Regions from separate parts of the Homo sapiens genome. Here regions 1 and 2 are each linked to region 3. The links are chromatin loops, found by intact Hi-C in ENCODE. Cell type or tissue: CD4-positive, alpha-beta T cell. All regions are shown on one strand. Region 1 overlaps SLC35F1 (solute carrier family 35 member F1). Region 2 has its middle 33 kb from the start of FAM184A. Region 3 has its middle 93 kb from the start of ASF1A.

What was found. Peaks named below come from ENCODE experiments on the same cell type or tissue, not always from the same donor. Only the 100,000 strongest peaks of a DNase experiment are listed, where the experiment ranks them.
Region 1: a loop joins it to region 3, with 4 times the contacts of the local background. A loop is called at or near these places in 5 of 110 quality-filtered maps.
Region 2: it touches region 3 in a loop (4-fold over the local background); 12 of 110 quality-filtered maps call a loop at or near these places.

The regions. Positions count from the first base shown.
Region 1 is chr6:117,972,162-117,980,161 of GRCh38, reverse strand. The region is part of intron 1 of SLC35F1 (solute carrier family 35 member F1); the gene reads right to left. Among named protein-coding and RNA genes, the nearest start is that of SLC35F1, 69 kb to the right of the region's middle. In CD4-positive, alpha-beta T cell, a CTCF peak has its summit at 3,944 (motif pointing left); a DNase peak (open chromatin) is centred at 3,931.
Region 2 is chr6:119,107,696-119,115,695 of GRCh38, reverse strand. It overlaps a transcript of FAM184A not described here. Among named protein-coding and RNA genes, the nearest start is that of FAM184A, 33 kb to the right of the region's middle. In CD4-positive, alpha-beta T cell, CTCF peaks have their summits at 4,598 and 4,797 (motif pointing right); DNase peaks (open chromatin) are centred at 2,465 and 4,755.
Region 3 is chr6:118,797,595-118,805,594 of GRCh38, reverse strand. No RefSeq gene overlaps it. Among named protein-coding and RNA genes, the nearest start is that of ASF1A, 93 kb to the left of the region's middle. In CD4-positive, alpha-beta T cell, a CTCF peak has its summit at 4,900 (motif pointing right); a DNase peak (open chromatin) is centred at 4,904; H3K4me3 peaks cover 249 bases; H3K27ac peaks cover 462 bases.

The sequences.
Region 1 (8,000 bases), 830 kb after region 3:
ATCAACGATGTTGAGAACACCTCACAAACAGAGTCTGCAATCTTACACATGAGGCTCTAGACAAGGTTCCATGGTTACCATAAACATATAAAACAGAAACCCATTCGATGAGTAAAAAGAATCAGAGGCCTCAAACTCAACACGGGTAGAAGAAATTTCACAACTGTGCTAACAGCAACTTTTTACTACAGTAAAGGGAAAAAAATTCTGATAAGTAATTCTTGCTGGCACAGTTAGGAGAAACATGAATCAGATACTCCTGATGAGATGTACAAAGTGCTCCATCATCCCATCATGCTGGGAAACAAAAGGCTCCAATATTGAAAACATCATCAGCTGGATCCCATGGATACAAGTTAAGGAACAATGACATTGATGATCGCGCAGCACATCCTATGGAAGCAGAACTGGATTTTCTCTTTTCTCCTACAACAGACCCTCTTACATGACTTTGGACTAAGAGCCACAGAGAAGAAAAGAAAGACATAATTATAAAATTTTAACTCTCTGTGCTTTAAGAAGAGTGTTTTAAGCAAGATTTTCTCTTTTTGATGTAAAGGCAGAACACAGCAGGATTGGGAACATACCAGTATGCTGATTACTAGAGAGCAAGCTGTGTTAGTGAAATAAAAAGCACTATTAATATTTTCTAGATGCAGGTTAGGTAAAATGAATGTATCTGAAGTCTACTTCTGTTGGAAAAAGGAAAAACATCGTGAGGCAAAACCAATCCTTAAGCTATACCTGCTGATATTTGCTTTACACCACAGTTAAATCTTAACAGTATTCAAGGGACCAGAAACTAGCCTCTGACTCATAAGAAAATCTTCCAATGGGGTAACGGAGGGTTGTGATATTATGGACTGTACAAAGAAAAGCTCTCCAACCTGAGCCCTGTTCCACCACCAACTTTGGGAATTATAATTAACTGAAGCTTTTTTGACACAGGAGGTGATGTCCAAGCAAGGTGTAAGTTTGGGGGATGTGGTGGGGAGCTGCTCTTCGCTAGCTTTCCATCTAAACTGACCACAAAGGCATCTACTAACATATAAATGAGTCAGACAGTAGTACAGGCTAAGCTGAAAAATGGATTCACATTGTGTAAAAGAATTAATAACACTAGGCATGCGGGGAACAGGTCAAGCCTGACAGGGACCAGATTGAGAGTTCAGGCAAGAGTTGTGGCTACCAGAGCAAGCTCCACATGCCCCCAAAGGAAAGTAACAAGAGCCATGAAATGAGCCACAGGATGAGGGCAGGGTTGTCACATAAAACATGGGATGTCTTATTAAACTGGAATTTCAGACACATGAAGAATAATTTTGGAGTGTAAGTAATGGGACAGGCTTATACAGAAATATTATTCTTTGTGTATCTGAAATTCAAATTCAGTGGGTGTCCTGTATTTTTATTTGCTAAATCTGACAACTCTAGATGAGGAAATGGGGCTCAAGGTAGCCTTAAATGAGACAAAGAGAGAGACTAGGGAATGACAGTGTAAGTGAGACAGAATGGGAACCAGGGTTTCTGCCAGAGGAAAGCTGACTTAGGTCTGAAGCAAGCTAGGAGTCAAAGGAAAGGGCCAGTGAAGAAAATAACGTGAAGGGAAAAGTAAAGTTTTTGTAGTGAGTAACTGTGTATTGAAGATAAACAGCACTTAAGACCACATGGCTTGTTGCTCATTATGATGAAGATGTAAGGAAGGGGAGGGACACGGTGTTGGTGTCCACAAAAAAGGGAACGACTAATCCAGCCTGAAGAAAAACACTAAGTAAATGTGGTAAAGGGGACCTGGACTCTGTGACAGACTCCATACAACTGGTAATCTGGTAAGATTTATTTTCTTTGCAAACTGGAGAGGGTGGGGGCCAGGGGAGGGGGAAGAGTTATTTTCCATAGGAATATTCTTTCAAAGTGGAACCAAAGAGAAAATAGGCCCTTATTTCTGTTATTGGACATTTCTAAAGCATGAAAAAATCAGGCACCACTTTACTGCTTTGGAGGGAGAAGATAGGTCCAATAGCAGAGGAAATCAAATTCAGTTCAGATAAACACATCTGAAGAAATAAAATAATTTACTCTGAAAAAAATGACTGTAATAAATACTTGTATTAGTTTATCAGAAAAGACTTTGGTACAATATGAAGCACAATCTTCCTAAAATTCAAGTAAAAACTAAATCTACTCCCAAATTAACATAAAAATAATTTTTCATCTTAATATTTATTATTCCAACTGCTTGTTTCTTCTGGAAATCCATTACTAAATGAAGCTAAAATTTAAGCCTCTGCCTCTGAAAATCTTTCCCTATCATTAAAAAATTTTGATAAAGAATTACCTCAATATCCTATGCATTAAAAGAAAAATCAATGACCAAAACCACAAAAGTATTTAATAGATTTAAATACATAAAAACTTAAAATTGCTCAAATGCATATATTTTTAAAACCATAGACAAGTAAATGGCAAACTACAAACCTAGAAATACCCCAGATATAGCAGATGGAGATATATTAGTCTTACACTATTAAGAGCTCATTTTAGAAGATAAAATCTTTTACACCACATAGGAAAATGGAAAAAAGTCATGAGAAGATAATTTATAAAAAAGGAAAAAAAATGGACAATGAACACAGAAAATAGCTAACTTCCCTAGGAATCAAAAAAATCCTTATTATATCAATACTTAGCTAACATTTTCATGTATCAAATTAGCTATTTTTTAAATTAAAATATTTAGCACTAATTAAGGTAGTGAGCATCAAACACCTTCCTAGTGTATAAATTGGTTTTAAAAAACCTTTCTAGAAAGTAGTTCAGCAGTATATGTCAAAAGCCTTGGGAGGCTGAGGCAGGAGAATCGCTTGAACCCGGGAGGCAGAGGTTGCAGTGGGCCGAGATCGCACCATTGCACTCCAGCCTGGGTGAGGGAGAGAGACTCCGTCTCAAAAAAAAAAAAAGAAAGAAAGAAAAAGAAAAAGAAAAATCATGTTCTTTCATCCAGGAATTCCACTTCTAGGAATCTGTCCTAAGGAAATCATCACATGTATCATCAAAGACTTACAAAGATATTCATCACACTTATTTATAATAGTGTAGAAAATGGAAAAGCATATAAATGTATAAATGTTCATTAATAAAAGAATAGTTAAAATTGAATACTGGACAGTCATTAAAATTGCAGTTAAAACAATTTAATTTAAATGATCCTTGATTGATATAATATTAAGATTTTCAAAGTAGCACACAAAACTATATTTATCTGTCTATATACAGCATGATTACAATTATACATGAAAACAGTGGAAGAAAATATGCCCCAACGTTAACTGTGATTAAATGATTTATAGGATTATGGAGCAATTATTGTTTTCCTTTAAATACTTTGCCTGTGTTTTCTGAGGATTCTGCAATAAATGTGTACTACTTTTGAAATCAGGGGAGAAAATGAGCAGAACTAGATTTAGCTAAAGAACTTTTTTTTTATTATAGCAAGGAAAATAGCAACATAGATTAATCTAAGAATATGCATAGGCTTAGACCTGTACAAGGCAATAAATAAATACCTTGGTATTTATTTAAACATTTATATTTACATATTTAATGATTACCTTGTGTACTGCAACTCTTTATTTATCATCTAAATAATACAGTAAAAAATAAACAGGAATTAAACTGAACAAAGAACAAAATCTTTGCTCCCCAAATCAAATTTTCCTCCCTTAAAACTGAGTTTGCCACATAATCCAACTATGTTATTTGTTTTCTTACAACCTAAAATTTGTAAAATTTGAAATTACTCTTCTAAAAAGGAAGAAAGCCAATTAGCAGTTTTCTTTCAGCCAGGGTTTCTCCGGTTTACCTTGGAGGTGAGAGATTTGAGTAAATGTCTTGTTGCCACTATAGGCATGAATAGGAATTAGCGCCCTCTTGTGAGCATGAGATGAAAACCTTAAAATACATTTGAAGCTGAAAGGGACTTCAGTTATTTCACCATGAGGGAAGACAAAGAATTGTGCTCACTAGACAAAGAAGATCACACTCCTTAAAGTAAAATCATCTCAGAATTCCTGATTATTTAGATTTTCAACATACAATGCATTTGTATGGGAAAGTGCCTGACATTCAATAGATTTACAGCTTGTCTTAAAATTCATGAGAGGCAACGTGAATGTTCTGTACTACTGCCACTGCGTGGGAAGTTATCACAGTGGAGGACGTGATAATCTACCTTTTGGCGAGTACGATGTACTGTGCTCACATGTAAAAAGCAGAATTTCCAGAAGAGGGATCAAGTCTTTCAGAAATGATAGAAGATAGTAACTTTTCTAAATTCTTAAAGAGTCATAAATCATTTCTTGAAAAATAAAAATGATGAAAACAACTTGTTAGCGCAGGAACAAAATAAAATTGGAGATTATTTAGAATACAGACTACAACTTCAGCATAGCACAGAGCACTTGTAGAACAGAATAAGTTCCCTTTTACATAGGTTAGTAGATTCCCGTCTACAAAAATAAATAAATAAATAAGAGAATCACATCTCCTATCACTCTAATCTGGGAGTTTTTAAAATTACACCTTACTATAGTAATTTCACATCTGATTGACAGGTTAAGATACACAATTAATTCTAAAACATCAAAGTGGGAGGGAGATCATACTAAAATGAAAAAAAATTTTCAAGGCATTAGGTCCTATAGTATTCTTCAACAACACTGCCAGACTTTTCCTGGGATGCTGCCAGCCAATCCCAGGTCAAAGCTTAATTGGCATTCCCAGTTAGCGGACTCTAAATTTGAGAAAGGCCACACATTGTCTTTAAGCATTTATAATGCAGTTAACTCTAATCAAAATTTCTTTATTTTTGTCAAATAACTTCAACAAACTTTTTTTCTAGCTATTTAATGTTCTCATTTATTTGAGGATGGGCATTAGCACTGAAGGGTGAGTGAATGACATTGGAAAATCATTTTAGTCAACTTGTTTCTAAACATCAATGGAAGGAAGTAAACATTTCCATCTGTTCAGCTCATTAGTGCTGATAAATGGAGATTGCAAAACTCAGAGGCTATGGATTCCTAATGGACTTGACTTACATCAGTGGCTCTCCAAGTGTGGTGTGGGAAATCCCTAAGATCCTTTCAAGAAGTCCAAACCTTCAAAACTACTTTCATAATCATACTAACACATTATTTGCCTTTATCACTCTCATTCTCCTACAAGTATACAATGCAAGTTTTGCAACAGATTGATGCAGAAGCAGATATGTGAGTCCACTTGTCTTCTATTAAGTCAGACATTAAAGAGATTTGCAAAAATGTAAAACAATGCTACTCTTCTCACTTTCTGTTTTATTTTGGAAAACACAATTTAAAAAGCATTATTTAGATTAACCCACATGGGCTTACTTTTGTTCTTTGGACATGTCATAAATATTTTTAAATTCCTCTATTTTAATTTATAATGTAATGAATATAAATTGAGATAATCCCACAGAAACCAAAGCTCTTTGGGTCTTTAATAATTTTAAAGAGTGTAAATGAGTCCTAGACCAAAATTCTTAAGAATAGCTGTCACAGATCTCTTATTTTGATTCAGCATTAAAAAGTTATATTAATGTTGAGCTCAGACACTCCAAAAAATCTTTCCAGATTTTCAGAATCAAAGCAACCTCCTGCTGTGCTCCAGAGTTCAAAGGCATTTTTGACTTTATGCTACTCAAAATCCAAATTAAATTTCACTTCAGTGCAGAATAAGAAATTTTCAAATATCATTCATTCATCCATTCAATAAAAATTTACTGAGTATCTATCATGTGAAAATACAGCTATGTTTGGAACATTGCTAGTCTGGGGAAATAAAATGGTATCTTTTCAGACTAAAACCATATATGCCCTGCTCCTAAATAGTAAGACCTAACACTGATTAAGTATATGCTAAGTGCTAGACCTTGTACTAAGTGCTTAATGGCATAACTAATTTATTTCTAACAAGAACCCTATGTATTATTATTATTCCTATTTCATGGATGAGGAAACTGGGGCATAGAGAGATTAAACAATTTGTCCAAAGAGCTGACAAGTGGCAGAGCCAGGATTCAAACCAGCAGAATCTCTGCATATAACCTCCCCAGTAAAACTGGCACCATCCAGCAGGGTACTGGGCCTGGATATGCATACCAGCTGCATGTAACAGAGCTAAACCCAAAGCAATGTCAAGATTCACTGGATGTAGTTTACCTTGGCAGAGCTGGAAGAAACCATAACTTTGAGTTTACTGTTAATTCCTGGATTCTGACTATTGGACTAAAAAATTAATTGATAGGTACTTCTGGTCATCCTTCACTTATTCACAGTTATAAAAGTTGTGAAGAAATGGCCCTAATATTACCCATAATCCTAAAGTATAGTTTCTATAAAACAAGTTTTGACCAGCTGGGCATGGTGGTACAAGATTATATTCCCAGGTACTGGGAAGGCTGAGGCAGGAGGGTCTCTTCAGCCTAGGAGTTCTAGGCTGCAATGAGCATGACTGCATTCCAGCCTGGGCAACAGAGCAAGACCTTGTCTCAAAAAAATATATATTAAAAATTAAATAAATAAATAAACAAAATAATAATAAATTTAAAAACAAGTTTTGACCTTGCAATGTGGAGAGACCCAGAAAGCATATCATCATCAAACCAGCTCTCAGGAAAAATGTCTACGAACCTTCAGTAACACTTATTTTTAGGTAAATAGATGAGTAAATAAATACATAAATCAGTCATTATGTCCTTTGTCCCCTTACAACCCCAAATCCATATGTTGAAGTCCTAACCCCCAGTTCACTTCAGGATGAGACTGTACTAGGAGATAAGGACTTTAAAGAAGGTAAAATGAGGTCATGTGGGTGGACCGTCATCCAACAGGACTGCTGTCTTTATAAGAAGAGAGAGACTAGGGACACATAGGTACAGAGAAAAAGCCATGTGAAAGCACAGCAAGAAGGTGGCCATCTGCAAGCCAAGGAGAGAGGCTTTGGAAGATACCAAACCTGCCACTGACACCTTGATCTTGGACTTCCAGCCTCCTGTGAGATATTGTGAAAAAAATAAATTTCTATTGTTTAAGCCTCCTAGTCTGTGGGATTTTGTTATAGTAGTCCTAACAGATACTGTAACAGATAAAACACCAGCCAAACTCTTTCATCCAACTGTATTTTTTAAAATTCCACAATTTTAACATTTATCATAATGCTTGTAAACTTATTAAATTGTAGCATCTAGGTACTTGCCTATGAAGAAAAACAGAAGTATCCCTAATTTTATAATGGGGATCTAGGTATGGGTGGCTGATATGATTTGGCTGTGTCCCCACCCAAACTTCATCTTGAATTGTAGTTTCCATAATCCTCACATGTCATGGGAGGGACCCAGTGGGAGGTAACTGACTCATGGGGGCAGGTTTTTCCCATGCTGTTCTTGTGATAGTGAATAAGTCTTATGAGATCTGATGGTTTTATAAAGGGCAGTTCCCCTGTACACGCTCTTGCCTGCCACCATGTAAGATGTGTCTTTGCTCCTCCTTCGCCTTCTGCCATGATTGTGAGGCCTCCCTAGCTATGTGGAACTGTGAGTCCATTAAATCTCTTTTTCTTTATAAATAACCCAGTCTTAGGTATGTCTTTATTAGCAGCATGAGAACAGACTAATATGGTAAATTGGTACTGCAGAGTGGGGGCACTGCTGTAAACATACCCAAAAATGCAGAAGTAACTTTGGAAATGGGTAACAGGCAGAGGTTGTAACCACTTGGAGGGCTCAGAAAAACAAAAGAAAATGTGGGAAAATTTGGAACTTCCTAGAGACTTGTTGAATGGCTTTGACCAAAATGCTGATAGTGATATGGACAATCAAGTCCAGGCTGAGGTGGTCTCATAAGGAGATGTGGAGTTTGTTGGGAACTAGAGTAAAGCTCACTCTTGCAATGCAAAGAGACTGGTGGCATTTTGACCCT
Region 2 (8,000 bases), 310 kb before region 3:
CCACCACACCCTGCCATATACCCTGCTCTCTTAAGCCATTTGAACCAGCTTGGGAAACTTGACCTGCTGTACTCAGAAAGCCTCATTATGTAAGTAACAAACCTTTCATAACTTCTTGATGTATGTGTGGCATCATCAGTCTTTTAAAATTATTTTTTATTTTTTAATTAGAGACAGGATCTCACTATTTTGCCCATGGTGGTCTCGAGCTCCTGGTCTCAAGCTATCCTCCTGCCTTGGCCTCCCAAAGTGCCAGGTTTACGGGCATGAGCCACCTCGCCCAGTCACATCATCAGTCTTGACATCTGAATCAAGTTCCGGATGGGGGTCTATCCTACTTCTGCAGGGTGATCAGAACAGAATTATTAGGCATATGAGCCGTATCTTATTTATTTCCCTTTCCTCTGTGCCTAAAATAAAATAATTAATAAATGGTTATTGAATGAACTATATTTAAATATTGTTGGAATATGAAAATTCAATTTTATTTGAGCTGTGGAATAAACAGTTTCTTTGTGACCAGTTTAAATATGGTTGATGGAAAAATGAAGACCATCAGAAATATTTTGGAAGAAGACAAATTTATAAATCATTTGGAACATTAAGTGAATATTTATCTAAAAATTGAAAAATTGGCAAAGGATTTGAATAGATATTTCTCCAAAGAATATATACAAATGATCAATAAGCACCTGAAAAAATGCTCCCAGCTACTCGGAAGGCTGCAGTGGGAGGATTGCTTGAGTCCAAGAGGTTGAGGCTGCAGTGAGCTATGATTGTGCCACTGCACTCCAGCCTGGGAGACAGAGTGAGACCTTGTCTCAATATACAAAATAAACGCTAGGCACAGTAGCTCACTCATGTCATCCTAGCATTTTGGGAGGCCAAGGCCATCCTAGCATTTTGGGAGGCCAATGCTTGATCCCAGGCATTCAAGACCAGCCTGGCCAACATGGTGAAACCCCATATCTACATAAAATACAACAATTAGCCAGGCATGGTGGCATATACCTGCAGTCCCAGCTACTCTAGAGGCTGAGGCAGGAGGATCACTTAAGCCCAGGAGGTGGCGGTTGCAGTGAGTAGTTATCATGCCACTGCACTGCAGCCTGGGCGACAAAGTGAGATCCTGTCTCAAAATAAATAAATGAGATAAAATAAAAAATAAATAACAGATAAATGGGGCAATATCTGGAGGAGCATTGACAAGAGAGAAGAATCTATGAAGTGGTGACATCAGAGGGCAGGAAAGTCCATTCCTTTATACAGCCATGGAAGGTTAGGAGGCTAGTGACAGAGGCTGTGTTAGTGGGGTCATCCCTGTGGATACTGAAGCACTGAAATTCATGGGAGGAATCAGGGACAATAGAGGGTTGCCAAATAAAACACTATTTGCTGTTTGTCTGAAAATCAAATTTAACTGGGCATTCTGTATTTTTATTTGCCAAATCTGACAACTTTAGGTGGAGAGAAACACTGCCCTGGAAGGTGTTCTGTGAATGAGAGATAATAGCAATATGGGATAGTGTAGGCACCCCTTATTCATGGCAGATAAGTTCCAAAACCCCCAGTGGTTGCCTGAGACCACAGATCATGCTGAACCTTATATATGCTATGCTTTTTCCTATACATACATACCTATGATAAAGTTTAATTTATAAACTAGGCACCGTAAGAGATGAACAACAATAACAATAAAATAGAAAAATTATAACAATATACTGTAATAAATGTGATTTATTTATTTATTTATTTTGAGACATAGTTTCTCTGTCACTCAGGCTGAAGTGCAGTGGCATGATCTCGGCTCACCGCAACCTCTGCCTCCCGGGTTCAAGCAGTTCTCATGCCTCAGCCTTCCAAGTATCTGGGATTACAGTCATGAGCCACCATGCTCAGCTAATTTTTGTATTTTTAGTAGAGACAGGGGGTCTCACCATGTTGGCCAGGCTGGCTCGAACTCCTGAACTCAAGTGATCCACTCACCTCGGCCTCCCAAAGTGCTGAGATTACAGGCATATAATACATGTTATGTGAATGTGGTCTCTCTCTCTCTCTCTTTCTCTCTCTCTCTCTCAATATCTTATTGTACTGTACTCACCTATTTTCAGACCACAGTTGACTTCAGGTAACTGAAACCTTGGAAAGCAAAACCACAGATAAGGGGGGACTGAGAACTATAGTTGTATGGTATGAGCTTCAAAGAAGCATGATTAGGGGTGGTGAGGTTGAAAAAAAAGGAAGAAAACTGGTTTCAGAAGCATCACTGGGAAGCAAGTCTCCACATCCAGGCACCAAGTCATAATGGGGACTTAAGAAAGCTGCATGACAACCCGTAACTCAGGACACAGCCAGGCCTCATTTAAACAGTGAAGGGGAAGGACCTTGAGAGCCAGGGAGATCTGGGGAAATTAGGAGGCAGGTTGAGCAAGCGAGAGAGTTTCCTGGCCACAGTTGTAATGTTTCAGGAACATAATGAGAGCATTTTTTTTTAAAGGGTTGAGTCAAATAATCTGATAATGGTGATCAGGAAACTTGCCCCATGAGCACAATGGCCATGCCACAGAAATGGGCTGGCAGTAGTACCCTGTCATGCTCAGTCAGTGGCTGCAGCCATACTGGGGCGGTGTGGACCCAGAGAACAGCAAGGGGACTGGCAGCCAACTACACTCCCCTCTGCCAGAGAGACAGGAAGTAAAACCTTCCCCTCCCTTCTGCAGCTCCACTTAGCATTTAGGCAAGGAAAAATGTACTGTAAGTGCCCTTTTATGGCAGTTGGTCATTTTGCTGATTTTCTTCGCAGAAGGCATCCTTTATCCCACACAAAGAAGTTTTCCAAAGATGCCTTGGATTCCACATCTATCCTTTTTCAACTTTCCTCATATTTTAACTATCTTTCTCAATTTCATTTTTATCTTTTCCACACATTTCCTTTAAAAAATAGTGTGACTATCTCAAGCTATGAGACAGGATTGCAGTCCATTTTCCAAAAGAATAAAATTCAATTTCTCTGTAGAGTGATGTCTGTCCTGTGGCCACTCTTCAGGGTATAACAGGTAATAGCCACTGACGATCTGAATTGCAAGTGTGGGGGTGGAAATCAATTAAGCTGAAAGTGAAAAGGATAAAGGAGACTGCTCTACTCTAAAACCCATTCAACTTTCAATGGCCAGAAAACTAAAAATGTTATCTCAAGAGTTTTCTAAACGGTTTAAACCTAACCCGGATGGAAGTCATGGCACGTTCAATTTGAAGTATGATCATTCAAGGCTAGGCGTGGTGGCTCTCGCCTGTAATCCCAGCACTTTGGGAGGCCCAGGCAGGCGGATCACCTGAGGTTGGGAGTTCGAGACCAGCTTGACCAACATGGAGAAACCCCGTCTCTACTAAAAATACAAAATTAGCCGGGCATGTAACGTGCCTGTAATCCCAGCTACTGAGGAGGCTGAGGCAGGAGAATTGCTTGAACCCGGGAGGCGGAGGTTGTGATGAGCCGAGATTGCGCCATTGCACTCCAGCCTGGGCAACAAGAGTGAAACTACACCTGAAAAAAAAAAAGAAAGAAAGAAAAGAAAAAAGAAATATGATCATTCCCACACTCTATGTATAATAATAACACATTTCATGGACATAGGAGGTCCCCACCTGCTTTCTTTCCAGAATAAGTACAATCAGGGATTACATAGTTTTTAATAGAATAATATGCAGTACATGGCCTTGTTACTTTGCTATGTTTTAAAACTACCAGAAGACCATGAAAACAATTTTTCAATTTCTCTAGGGCCACTAAACAGTCTCTTTTCTGTTTCTTTAATGAAAACTGTTTCTTTAATGAAAATATTCAGTCTATATGCCAGGAAATGGATTTTATAGAGAAACATGAGTTGCCCAAATTACCCTAACTTGCCTCCTTCCCTGCAGCTGAATCTACTACATGCATTTTTCGTAGTACATTAAACTGCTGCATTCTCGACACCGCCAAAATAATTTGCATTGTGACTAGAACATGACAATCTGTTCATCAACAGACAAGACACCTCTTTCAGGAATGGGGAAACCCAACAGACTTAGTGTCAACTTATTATTACATGGTAACATAAACTGGAATACGCCGGGTTTCTGTGGTCTACGGAATCAGCTTCCTCACTTCCCTGGAAATTCAACATTTTAAAAAATTATCTTTTGCCATTTTAGCCATTTTTGAATGTACAGTTCTGGGCACTGAGAACATTCACATTTTTGTGCAACCATCACCACCATCCACGTCCAGCCGTTTTTCATCTTCCCCAACTGAAACTCTGTATCCATTAAACTCTGACTCTCCGTTCCCTCTTCCTCCCTAGCCCCTGTCAATCACCATTCTACTTGCTGTTTCTGGGAATTTAAGTGCTCTGAGAATCTCATATAAGTGAAATAATATATTAGTTATCTTTTTGTAATTGGCTTATTGCAGTTAAGTCTTCAAGGCTCATCTATGTGATAACGTGTCAAAACTTCCTTTTTGAGGCTGAATAATATTATATTGTTTGTATATAACATATTTTGTTTATCCATTCACCATCAAGGGACACTTGGGTTGCTTCCATGCTTTGACTTTTATAAATAATGTTGCTATGAATGGGGATGTACAAATAGAAACTTCAATTTTAAGTAAGCATAAGGCTGCAGCAATGACGAGGATACTCATCGCAACCTTCCTTTTCATTTGCTGGGCCACACTTCAGTTACAGGTGGTGACCAGAGTGAATATCAAGTTTAAACTGCAGGTGGCAGCAAATATTCATGAACTAGACCCAATGTCTGGCAAAACCATAGCTGTTTTTTACTGCGTTAAATTTTGCCTCTTTAGAATGGAATTCACATTTTTCCCCAGGTCGCCTATGTTCAACATAAGAAATGCTGGAAGCATTTGTGTGGGTTTAACTAACAAGGAGTACTTTAATTGTGAAATATAAAAGAATGGTGGATCAGTATCTGAGTGCTTGAAATTCTGCTCACAGCTTTCACAGTCTTGCCTGAAATGTCTCAGCCAACCACACATTCATAATCTTGCCACATCTTCAAGCTCTGAAAATAGGTCTTCATCATTCATGAGGAACGGCCTCTGGCTTGTCCATGGGATAGACCCTGCTAGTTGTCTATCCAATATCCTTTTCACTTTTTTGCCTACAAATAAAAACCCCAATTTTGATTAGGCCACCGTGTACCCAACTAAAAAAAAAATCTCCATTGCCTCACCTCTCTTGCAGCCGAGATGAGGGTATGCCACAGTTCTTTCCTGGAGATAGAAGCTCAAGTCTGCTGGAAATCAAAAGTTTTGCTTTCCTGATACAGGCTCCTCCCGTTCTTCCTTGTGTTTGTTGTGTTTCGATTGTTGTTTTGGTTGCTTCCTACCAAAAACCTGGGTGGGAAACTAAAGGTGGGACAGCCATACTGTAACGATGAGACCACCAGGAAAATAAACGCACATGTTAAGCACTGCAGAGTAGAAAAAGGAGCCTGGGGTGATGATGGCCCAGGTGAGGTGCCCCAGGATCCCTGGGCTACCCATCTGTAGGTGGACTGCTTACTTTCAAGCAGGACTTCTCACTTCCTGTTATGCGAGAAAAATATTTCCTTATTGAGTTAAAGCACGATACTTAGACTTATGTTAGGTGAAGCAGCGCCCAACCCCCAGGTGAGATGGATAGATAGTCCCTGGGATGCATCGATGAGTTAAATGTGTGTTTAAAGATAAAGACAATAAATATACTAGCTTCTTTTTTAATTGAGAAAAGGTGCCTAAAATGCAGGGCAGAACTACATTTTTATCAGACATAGGTCTAAAAATACTAAGGCAGATATTACGCAACATTTAAAGTAATGAGTTAGTAGGCTTTTCCATAAATAAAGGAATGGCATTTAGGAGTAGAAGTAGGAGAAGAGGATAATAAATAATAAATAGCAGAGCTATTTTAAATAATAAAAGCAGAGCTGAGTTTCTAAGATGAAAGTCCTCATGAATGTGGGAGTCTCTGTTCATTAACAGCTTCAATTCGTCAGATTTTGCCACAATGTTATAATAACTCATTTGTGAAATGCCACAAGGTCAAGATAATCCTGTCCTCATCCATATCTTTTTAGTGAGAACATTTGGTGCTCTGTATACATAGCTAAAGTATTCATCCAGTGACATGAACATTTACCAACATCTGAGAGAGAGACAGAGAGACAGACAGAGAGAGAGAGAAGGATTCACAGAAAAAGTGAAATGAAAGACTTGGAGAAAATATTCTAGAATCAGAGCACCCAAAGGGATGGAACCAAACAGGAGAGTGACTGTGAGAGAGGCTGAGGTTTAAGTGCTAAAATCAGGTCTAAATCTGTGACTCTAATTTCTTCTGTGTACTTTAAACAGGTTTCTACATTTGTAAAGTAAGAGATGGGAAATGTCTCATGACACTTATAATTTAGTTGGAGAATAAAAAACTAAAGACACATTAGCATAAGAGCAAATAGTGTGGCACAGTGTGTAATTAATGGCTAAATTATATGGTTCAAGGACAAGTGCTACAGAAATTGAGAAAACAATAAGACCAAGAATAGTTGGGAAAGGGTTTCATGGAGGAGATAGGAATAGGGATAATTTACAAAGAGAGAATATTGAAGAAATAACTTTCTAAGTAGAAAGGAAAAAAGACAAGAAAGGATGCAGATGTTTGGCTTGTTTGTGGCATGAAAGGAAGACTTGTTTTGGAAAATAGTGGGGAGTAGATTTAGGTTTGTAGTATTGAGTCAACTCATAGATGCCCTCAAAAGCTAGGAAGAAAACATTTGGAAGTTGAGTAGAAGTCACTTCTGTTTCCTGGAGCGTGGAGATTATTGGCTCAGGCATTCCCAACTCCACTCAAAGCTTTAATGGTTGGGAAACCCAGGAGCATCCCAGGTACCCAAGCTTGTACTGAGTGTCAGCTCCTGAGCCAGCAGCTCTCTTCACTCTCCATCAAACTCCATCCATCAATCCCTGGGTGACTCCTTCCAAAGAGGGAACCAACCCAACCTCCAGAGGGTACTGTCATTTTCAATCCATGAAGAGGATTGCAGGCACTCCCTGCAATTTGAAGAGAAGATTATGATTTGAAAAGGTAGACAGTCTTTTAAAAAGTCAAGAAAAAGTTTTTAAGAGTGACAACCCCAGTACACCATCATGGAATTTCGGCAGAGGCAAAGAAAAAAAAAATTGCCACCAGTGCTGGCCACCTTCTAGAGCTGCTGACTTGGAGGAAGCAAACTAAAGTGCAGAGGACCTCAATAGAGCCTGGATGGGGTAGAGGCTATTTAACAGCATTTCAGAAGAGAGAAGAGACTCGAGTTCTTGGTGATGGTTCCACTCTGCTCCAGACAGGTGCTCCAATCTCATTCAACAAAAATTATTCGGTGAGAGTGTCAAGGGGAATTTGCCCATCATATATCAAGGCATCAAAAGGTCTCGATGAGTGACTCATATTTACTACAAACAAGGAAGAAAATGAATGTCATGGCAACCATACAAGAACCCTACACACCACACACACACACACACACACACTAACAAGTGCTTCTCAAACTTTCAAATTTGGGAATTATGTGAAGAGCTCATTAAAACACAGATTCTAACCTCACTACCAGAATTCCTGATTCTGCTCTCTGGAGAACCCTAGTCACGCATAGAACAATACCTGATTAACCTTTTATTCCAATTCAGTTCATATTTGTAAAGAATGTTGTCACCTAATAAATATGTCTTAAATTTCTTTAGAATACTAAGAGCAGTTCTCCAAGGAACACTTGCCCAGCAACAGCATCTCCAACAATGAACTGACAATAACTCTGGCTTTGAAACTTGAGGACCAATGAACTCTGAACTCTGTTCTTTTCTTTCTTTTTTTTTTTTTTTTTTGAGACAAAGTCTCACTCTGTCACCCAGGCTGGAGTGCAGTGGCGAGATCTCGGTTCACTGCAACTTCCTCCTCCCAGGTTCA
Region 3 (8,000 bases):
AAAGAGCCAATGTGAGCATGTGAGTGTTCTGCCCACTCCACCTATTGTCCATTTCAGTTATACTTTCAAGGACCAGGGACATAACCATGGCCTTTCCTCCAGTCAGTGGGCTCTGAGTCCAAAAACTGGTTCAGGTACAGAAGCTGGTTAAAAAATTGTGACTTTTTTTTTTTTTTTTTTTTTTGAGACAGAGTCTCACTCTGTCACCCAGGCTGGAGTGCAGTGGCATGATCTTGGCTCACTGCAATCTCCACCTCCCGGGTTCAAGCGATTCTCATGCCTCAGCTTCCGGAGTAGCTGAGACTACAGGCCCGCACCACCGTACCCAGCTAATTTATTATTATTTTTTTTTTTTTGGTAGGGACGGTGTTTCACCATGTTGGCCAGGCTGGAAGAATTGTGACTTTTTAGTGGCACAGCTGCCTTCAGCCACCTCCTTTCTTCTGGCTGTATTGATTAGGGGTCTTGTTAAAAAAACACAGATTGCTGGCCCTACCCCTGGAGTTTCTAATCCAGTAGCTCTGGACTGGGGCCTGAGAACTGATATTTCTATCAATTTCTCAGGTAGTGCTGATGCTGCTGGTAGGGAACTGCATTTCGAGACCACTGGCACAGATTCTGCAATACCCTTGTTGACTTCCCTTCTGTCTTGCCTCTAGGGATTCTAGCCATTTCTATAGATCTCTGTGAGTCCATTGCCCTACCTGCCACTCTGACCTTGCGGCTTACTGAAACATTTGCTTCTACCTTGCACCTGACACTTAAGCATTGTCACCTGGCCTCTGTTTTATTCTGGGACCTTTTGTCTCCATATTGACCAATCATTAGCTGTGGGCTGCCCTGGGGAAGGGGGCATGGCTTTGGGCTGGGACTGTCTGCAGCTGAAGGCAGTCTCTGGAGGGGGCTTCAGCTGTGAGCTGTCAGCTGCCAACACTCTCAGCAGCTGGAAAAAGTGGGCTCATCAATCTTCAACTGGAAATGTGGGCAGTGCACCTCAGCATCTACTCCCGTCTGTCTCAGGCCAAGACTGGGGTAAGAGGAGTGGGGCACTTGCCTCAGGCACAGAATTTAAGGGGACACAAAACATTCAGTAATCCAGATAAATATTTTGGCACAATATTTTAAAAAATCAAAACAAAAATTCATGACAGATTATCGGATTTTTAAATAATAGACAAGATCAGTGTTCCTGATTTCTCCTTTTGCCTTTGGGCGCTGATGTGGCCTAGCATGGCATGTCTTCTCAGGCTGCATGAGGGCGGGGCTTTTGCCTGCTTTGCTCACTGATGTACCCCCAATGATTAGTGGTGTGTCTGGGCATAGTAAGTGTCCGATAAATATTTGTTGAATGAGACATTTAAAATATTTGAGGGAAGAATTACCATTCAGCTACATTTCTCATTTCTCATCTCTTTCTTTCTCCCAGCTTTTCCCACTAATGTTGACTGAACACAAGAGGCTGTTTTCACATTAGAGTCAGACTTGAGGGGGAGCCATGTGTGACTTAGGGAAAATATCTGGCCAAAATAGGATGCAGTTCACTATAAAGGGCAATTGTGAGGTGTGAATGTTTAAAAATATTTTTTCTTTTTTTATTTTAGAGACAGGGTCTTGTCCTGTCTCCCAGGCTGGAGTGCAGTGTCACAATCATAGCTTACTACAGTTTTGAAGTCCTGGGCTCAAGTGATCCTCCCACCTCAGCCTCCCAAATAGGTAGGACTTGGGAGACTGAAGCAAGAGATGCACGCTACCATGTCTGGCTCGTTTAAAAAATGTTTATTGTAGAGACAGGCTCTCAGTATGTTGTCCAGGCTAGTCTTGAACTGCTAGCCTCAAGCAATCCTCTCACCTTGGCCTTCCAAAGTGCTAGGATGACAGGCATAAGCCACCATACCTGGCCTAATGATACCTTCTTAATTGATTTCATTGTCAGATTTAATGGATATATGTAGTGTGCTTCATTGTATTAACTCTTGTCAGCTTATATAATTATGAAGTAAGAGTTTTTTAAAATGCTCAAAAATCACCCTGCCCCCAAGTATAGATGGGTTTAGAATTCCAGGACCAAAAGTGGAACAGAAAGCCATGGTACAGAGTGGGAAGAGTAATGGTCAGCAGGTGTCCCCTCCGCTGCCGCCCACCCCCCCACCATGCTCCCTGTTTCAGTGGGATGGAGGGGAACCCTGAGGGAAGCTCGAAGGCAGAGGTTAGTAGATAGAGCATCTTCCGGGGTAGCTGGCAGCATTTTGGCACATGATGCTGGAAGAGGATGTGGCCGGAGCTGCCAGGCACTGAATCCAGTAAGTTCTCTCCCTACTGGGGGAGCCTATTGTCACCATATCCTACCTTCCTTGCACCCAGAGCCAATTCTAACTTGTTTTTTAAGCCAATGAAAGGAACTTGGGACTGGGCGTGGTGGCTCACCCCTGTAATCCCAGCACTTTGGGAGGTGGAGGTGGGCGGATCACCTGAGGTCAGGAGTTCAAGACCAGCCTGGTCAACATGGCAAAACCCTGTCTCTACTAAAAATACAAAAATTAGCTGGACCTGAGAAATCTCAGAATCCGGTGAGCTGAGTAGTCTTGCCCCTCTCCGGAGCAAGAGCAGAATACGAAGACTGCTAGGGTGTTGCTGGGCCTCGTGGAGTGTAAGGACCGCAGTCCTCCCAGGCTTGGAGAGACCTGGGGGAGTCCATGATGGTGAAGATGTGGGAGGGTGGAGGAAGTGACTGGGACTGAGCACCTGCTGTGTGCTAGGCATCATATTAGACACTTTGTGTACACACACACACAATAGTTATGTGCCGTACAACAGTGTTTCTCTCAACAATGGAGCACATTTACCATGGTGCTCCCATAAGATTGTAACAGAGCTGAAAATTTCCTGTCACTTAGTGATGTCTTGATGATCCTGACCCTGTATAGGCCTGGGCTAATGTGTTTTTGTTTCTTTGTTTTTAACAAAACAGCTTAAAAAGTTAAAAAGTAAACAGCTTTTGGAATAAAGATATAAGGAAAAGTAATTTTATACAGGTCTACAATGTGTGTTTTAAGCTAATGTTATTATAAAAGAGTCAAAAAATTTTAAAGTTTAGAAAGGAAAAAATTTACAATAAGCTAAAATTTATTGTTGAATGAATATATATATATATAATTTTTTTGAGACAGGATCTTGCTCTGTTGCCAGGCTGGAGTGCAGTGGTGTGACCATAGCTCACTGTAGCCTCGAACTCCTGGGCTAAAGCAATCCTCCTCCCTCCCAAGTAGCTAAGACTAAAGGCACATGGCACCACACCTGTCTGATTTTTAATTTATTTGTAGGAATGGGATCTAACTATGTTGCCCAGGCTGGTCAAATTCCTGGCTTAAAATGATCCTCCAAAGTATTGGGATTACAGGCATGATCCACTACATCTGGCCCAGAAAAATATTTTTAAAACAAATGTAGTGTAGCCTAAGTACACAGTGTTTATAAAGTCACGGTAGTGTATGGTAATGTCCTAAGTCGACATTCACTCAGCCGTCACCTACTCACTCACTGAGAGCAACTTTTAATCCTACAGGCTCCTTTCATGGTAAGTGCCCTATACAAGTGTGCCATTTTTGTCTTTTTATGGTATTTTTACTGTACCTTTTCTGTGTTTAGGTATATTTAGAGACACAAATACTTATTTGTGTTACAATTGCCTACAGTATTCAGTGCAGTAACATGCTGTACAGGTATGTAGCCTAGGAGCAATAGACTACACCATAAAGCCTAGGTGTGTAGTAGGCTATACATCTAGGTTTGTGTAAGTGCACTCTATGATGTTTGCACAAAGATGAAATTGCCTAATGATGCATTTTTCAAAATGCATCCCCAACGCTAAGTGACACATGACTGTGTATGTATAATAGATACAAGATATACAGAGAGATATTTATTTAGTTCTCATAGCAATTCTGTGAGGAAAGTATCATTAGCCCTGCTTTACGGATGAAAACAGGATCAGAGGGGCTCAGTGAATTTTCTAGGTCACACAGCTAATACATGGATTGCAGTGGAGCTGGAACTGTTTGGTTCCAAAGCCCGTGTTCCATCAACCATCTTAGGACAGCTCCCAAAAGAAATGTGACCGTCAGAGCAAAGGCAGGGCATGACCAGGTAGCCGAAGTCATAAGGTTTCTTGGTGCATCTCCCATTCACTCACTGTTTGCTTCCGGAAAGAAAAGTGTAGGGCAGCCCTTTCCTGATGTGTACTAAGCTACAGCACCTGTGTCGAGATGAGAGTGAGCCAAAGGGCACTGGTTGGTAGGATGAGGTGGAGGAGTATTTTAATTTTTGGAATTTGGGAAGCAGACAGCTTTACTTTGTAAGGTTGGAACAGCAGCAACATCCATTACATATAAACCAAAAATCTTTACTATTTCTAAATTTCCTAGATTGCTATTATTTGGTCCTAAGTTGAGTATTCGTTCCACAGAAAGTGGTAATTATTCCTCTACATGCAGACCTCAGCAGCTGCTCACACATTCCAGAGCAGGGGAGTCCTTGCCTTGGGCTTGGTTCAGCATCTAAGAAATACAGTGACATTGCAGGGTGGCAGCACCTGGCGACGCAGGGCAGAGCCGTCCACGTAGAGCACATTGAGAATGACAACCCTGGAGGATGGCGAGGTGTGGCCCTGCAAAAGATTCCTTTTTATTTTCCATCAAATGTGCTCAAATACTATATATTTTTTCATGAACAACTTTTCCTCGCTCAAAAATTAACAACTAGACCCTGGAGCACCACCGTGAAAGGGTTTTTGTTTATTTCCTGCTCTTGCTTGCTTCGAACAATGATTGCTCTAACGGCTGAATAGTCAGCTCTGGAAACAGTATCTAGGTCAGCCTGTCCTTTTTGCTGCTTCCCACCACTAGGGGGCAGGAAGTATCTGATAAAGGAACTAAAAAGGCTGGAAACGCGTGCATTGACAAGCAAAAGCCGGAGGCTTGCCTGCTTGCAATTCTTATGATGAAAACATTTCTTCAGAAATCAGCCTCATTTGAGCACTTCTGGCAGACGCAGAGGCCAGCTGAGGAGTGGGCCAGGAGAAGGGGAGGGCGCCTCAGGAGGCGTGTCCTTTGATCATTTTGGAAAAACCGCTCTATCTTCTGAAGACTTTGAAAATGCATACCTAGAGAGCAAGGCTGCGACAGGGCTTTGAAACCCCCTGAGCCATGAGGTCAAGGTCCATTTTATAGAAACCTGTAATCTGAAAGAATATACATTTAATAATGTGATTCTTTTGGGAGGTGGGGAGCAGGCACTCAGATTCCAAATCCACAGGTCCTCAAAGGGATATTGTTCATCAGAAGCTTTTTTTAAAAAAAATCCCAGAATCCCACACAAGTGATAGACTGCACAGAGCGATGCACAGTTTAGCATCCATACAGGTGTGAGGATGGAGAGAGCACTGGATTGGGTGCCTGGCTGCTGCTACTCACTAGTTTTGTGACCGCCAAAACCTAAGCTGCTGTACACCAGCAAAGCAGCACAATATCTCCTTTGTCGGATTGCAGCATCAACAACAAGCATTTATCCAGCCCCTACTGTATGCCAGGCACTGTGCTAGGCACTGGGGAGATGATGAATGATAAGATAGGCACGGTTGGTCCCTGCCTTGTGAACATGACATCCCAGTGAGGATTTATTATTATTATTATTATTATTATTATTATTATTATTATACTTTAAGTTTTAGGGTACATGTGCACAACATGCAGGTTAGTTACATATGTATACATGTGCCATGTTGGTGTGCTGCACCCATTAACTCGTCATTTAACATTAGGTATATCTCCTAATGCTATCCCTCCCCCTTCCCCCCACCCCACAACAGGCCCTGGTGTGTGATGTTCCCCTTCCTGTGTCCATGTGTTCTCATTGTTCAATTCCCACCTATGAGTGAGAACGTGCGGTGTTTGGTTTTTTGTCCTTGTGATAGTTTGCTGAGAATGATGGTTTCCAGCTTCATCCATGTCCCTACAAAGGACATGAACTCATCATTTTTTATGGCTGCATAGTATTCCATGGTGTATATGTGCCACATTTTCTCAATCCAGTCTATCACTGTTGGACATTTGGGTTGGTTCCAAGTCTTTGCTATTGTGAATAGTGCTGCAATAAACATATGTGTGCATGTGTCTTTATAGCAGTATGTTTTATAATGCTTTGGGTATATACCCAGTAATGGGATTGCTGGGTCAAATGGTATTTCTAGTTCTAGATCCCTGAGGAATCGCCACACTGACTTCCACAATGGTTGAACTCGTTTACAGTCCCACCAACAGTGTAAAAGTGTTCCTATTTCTCCACATCCTCTCCAGCACCTGTTGTTTCCTGACTTTTTAATGATCACCATTCTAAGTGGTGTGAGATGGTATCTCATTGTGGTTTTGATTTGTGTTTCTCTGATGGCCAGTGATGATGAGCATTTTTTCATGTGTCTTTTGGCTGCATAAATGTCTTCTTTTGAGAAGTGTCTGTTCATATCCTTCGCCCACTTTTTGATGGGGTTGTTTGTTTTTCTCTTGTAAATTTGTTTGAGTTCTTTGTAGATTCTGGATATTAGCCCTTTGTCAGATGAGTAGATTGCAAAAATTTTCTCCCATTCTGTAGGTTGCCTGTTCACCCTAATGGTAGTTTCTTTTGCTGTGCAGAAGCTCTTTAGTTTAATTAGATCCCATTTGTCAATTTTGACTTTTGTTGCCATTGCTTTTGGTGTGTTAGACATGAAGTCCTTGCCCATGCCTATGTCCTGAATGGTATTGCCTAGGTTTTCTTCTAGGGTTTTTATGGTTTTAGGTCTAACATTTAAGTCTTTAATCCATCTTGAATTAATTTTTGTGTAAGGTGTAAGGAAGGGATCCAGTTTCAGCTTTCTACATATGGCTAGCCAGTTTTCCCAGCACCATTTATTAAATAGGGAATCCTTTCCCCATTGCTTGTTTTTCTCAGGTTTGTCGAAGATCAAATGGTTGTAGATATGCAGCATTATTTCTGAGGGCTCTGTTCTGTTCCATTGGTCTATATCTCTGTTGTGGTACCAGTGCCATGCTGTTTTGGTTACTGTAGCCTTGTAGCATAGTCAGGTGGCGTGATGCCTCCACCTTTCTTCTTTTGGCTTAGGATTGACTTGGCAATGCAGGCTCTTTTTTGGTTCCATTTGAACTTTAAAGTAGTTTTTTCCAATTCTGTGAAGCAAGTCATTGGTAGCTTGATGGGGATGGCATTGAATCTATAAATTACCTTGGGCAGTATGGCCATTTTCATGATATTGATTCTTCCAACCCATGAGCATGGAATGTTCTTCCATTTGTTTGTATCCTCTTTTATTTCACTGAGCAGTGGTTTGTAGTTCTCCTTGAAGAGGTCCTTCACGTCCCTTGTAAGTTGGATTCCTAGGTATTTTATTGTCTTTGAAGCAGTTGTGAATGGGAGGTCACTCATGATTTGGCTGTCTGTTTGTTATTGGTGTATAAGAATGCTTGTGATTTTTGCACATTGATTTTGTATCCTGAGACTTTGCTGAAGTTGCCTATCAGCTTGAGGAGATTTTGGGCTGAGATGATGGGGTTTTCTAGATATACAATCATGTCATCTGCAAACAGGGACAATTTGACTTCCTCTTTTCCTAATTGAATGCCCTTTATTTCCTTCTCCTGCCTAATTGCCCTGGCCAGAACTTCCAACACTATGTTGAATAGGAGTGGTGAGAGAGGGCATCCCTGTCTTGTGCCAGTTTTCAAAGGGAATGCTTCCAATTTTTGCCCATTCAGTATGATATTGGCTGTGGGTTTGTCATAGATAGCTCTTATTATTTTAAGACACGTCCCATCAATACCTAATTTATTGAGAGTTTTTAGCATGAAGCGTTGTTGATTTTTGTCAAAGGCCTTTTCTGCATCTATTGAGATAATCATGGTTTTTGTCGTTGTTTCTGTTTATATGCTGGATTACGTTTATTGATTTGCATA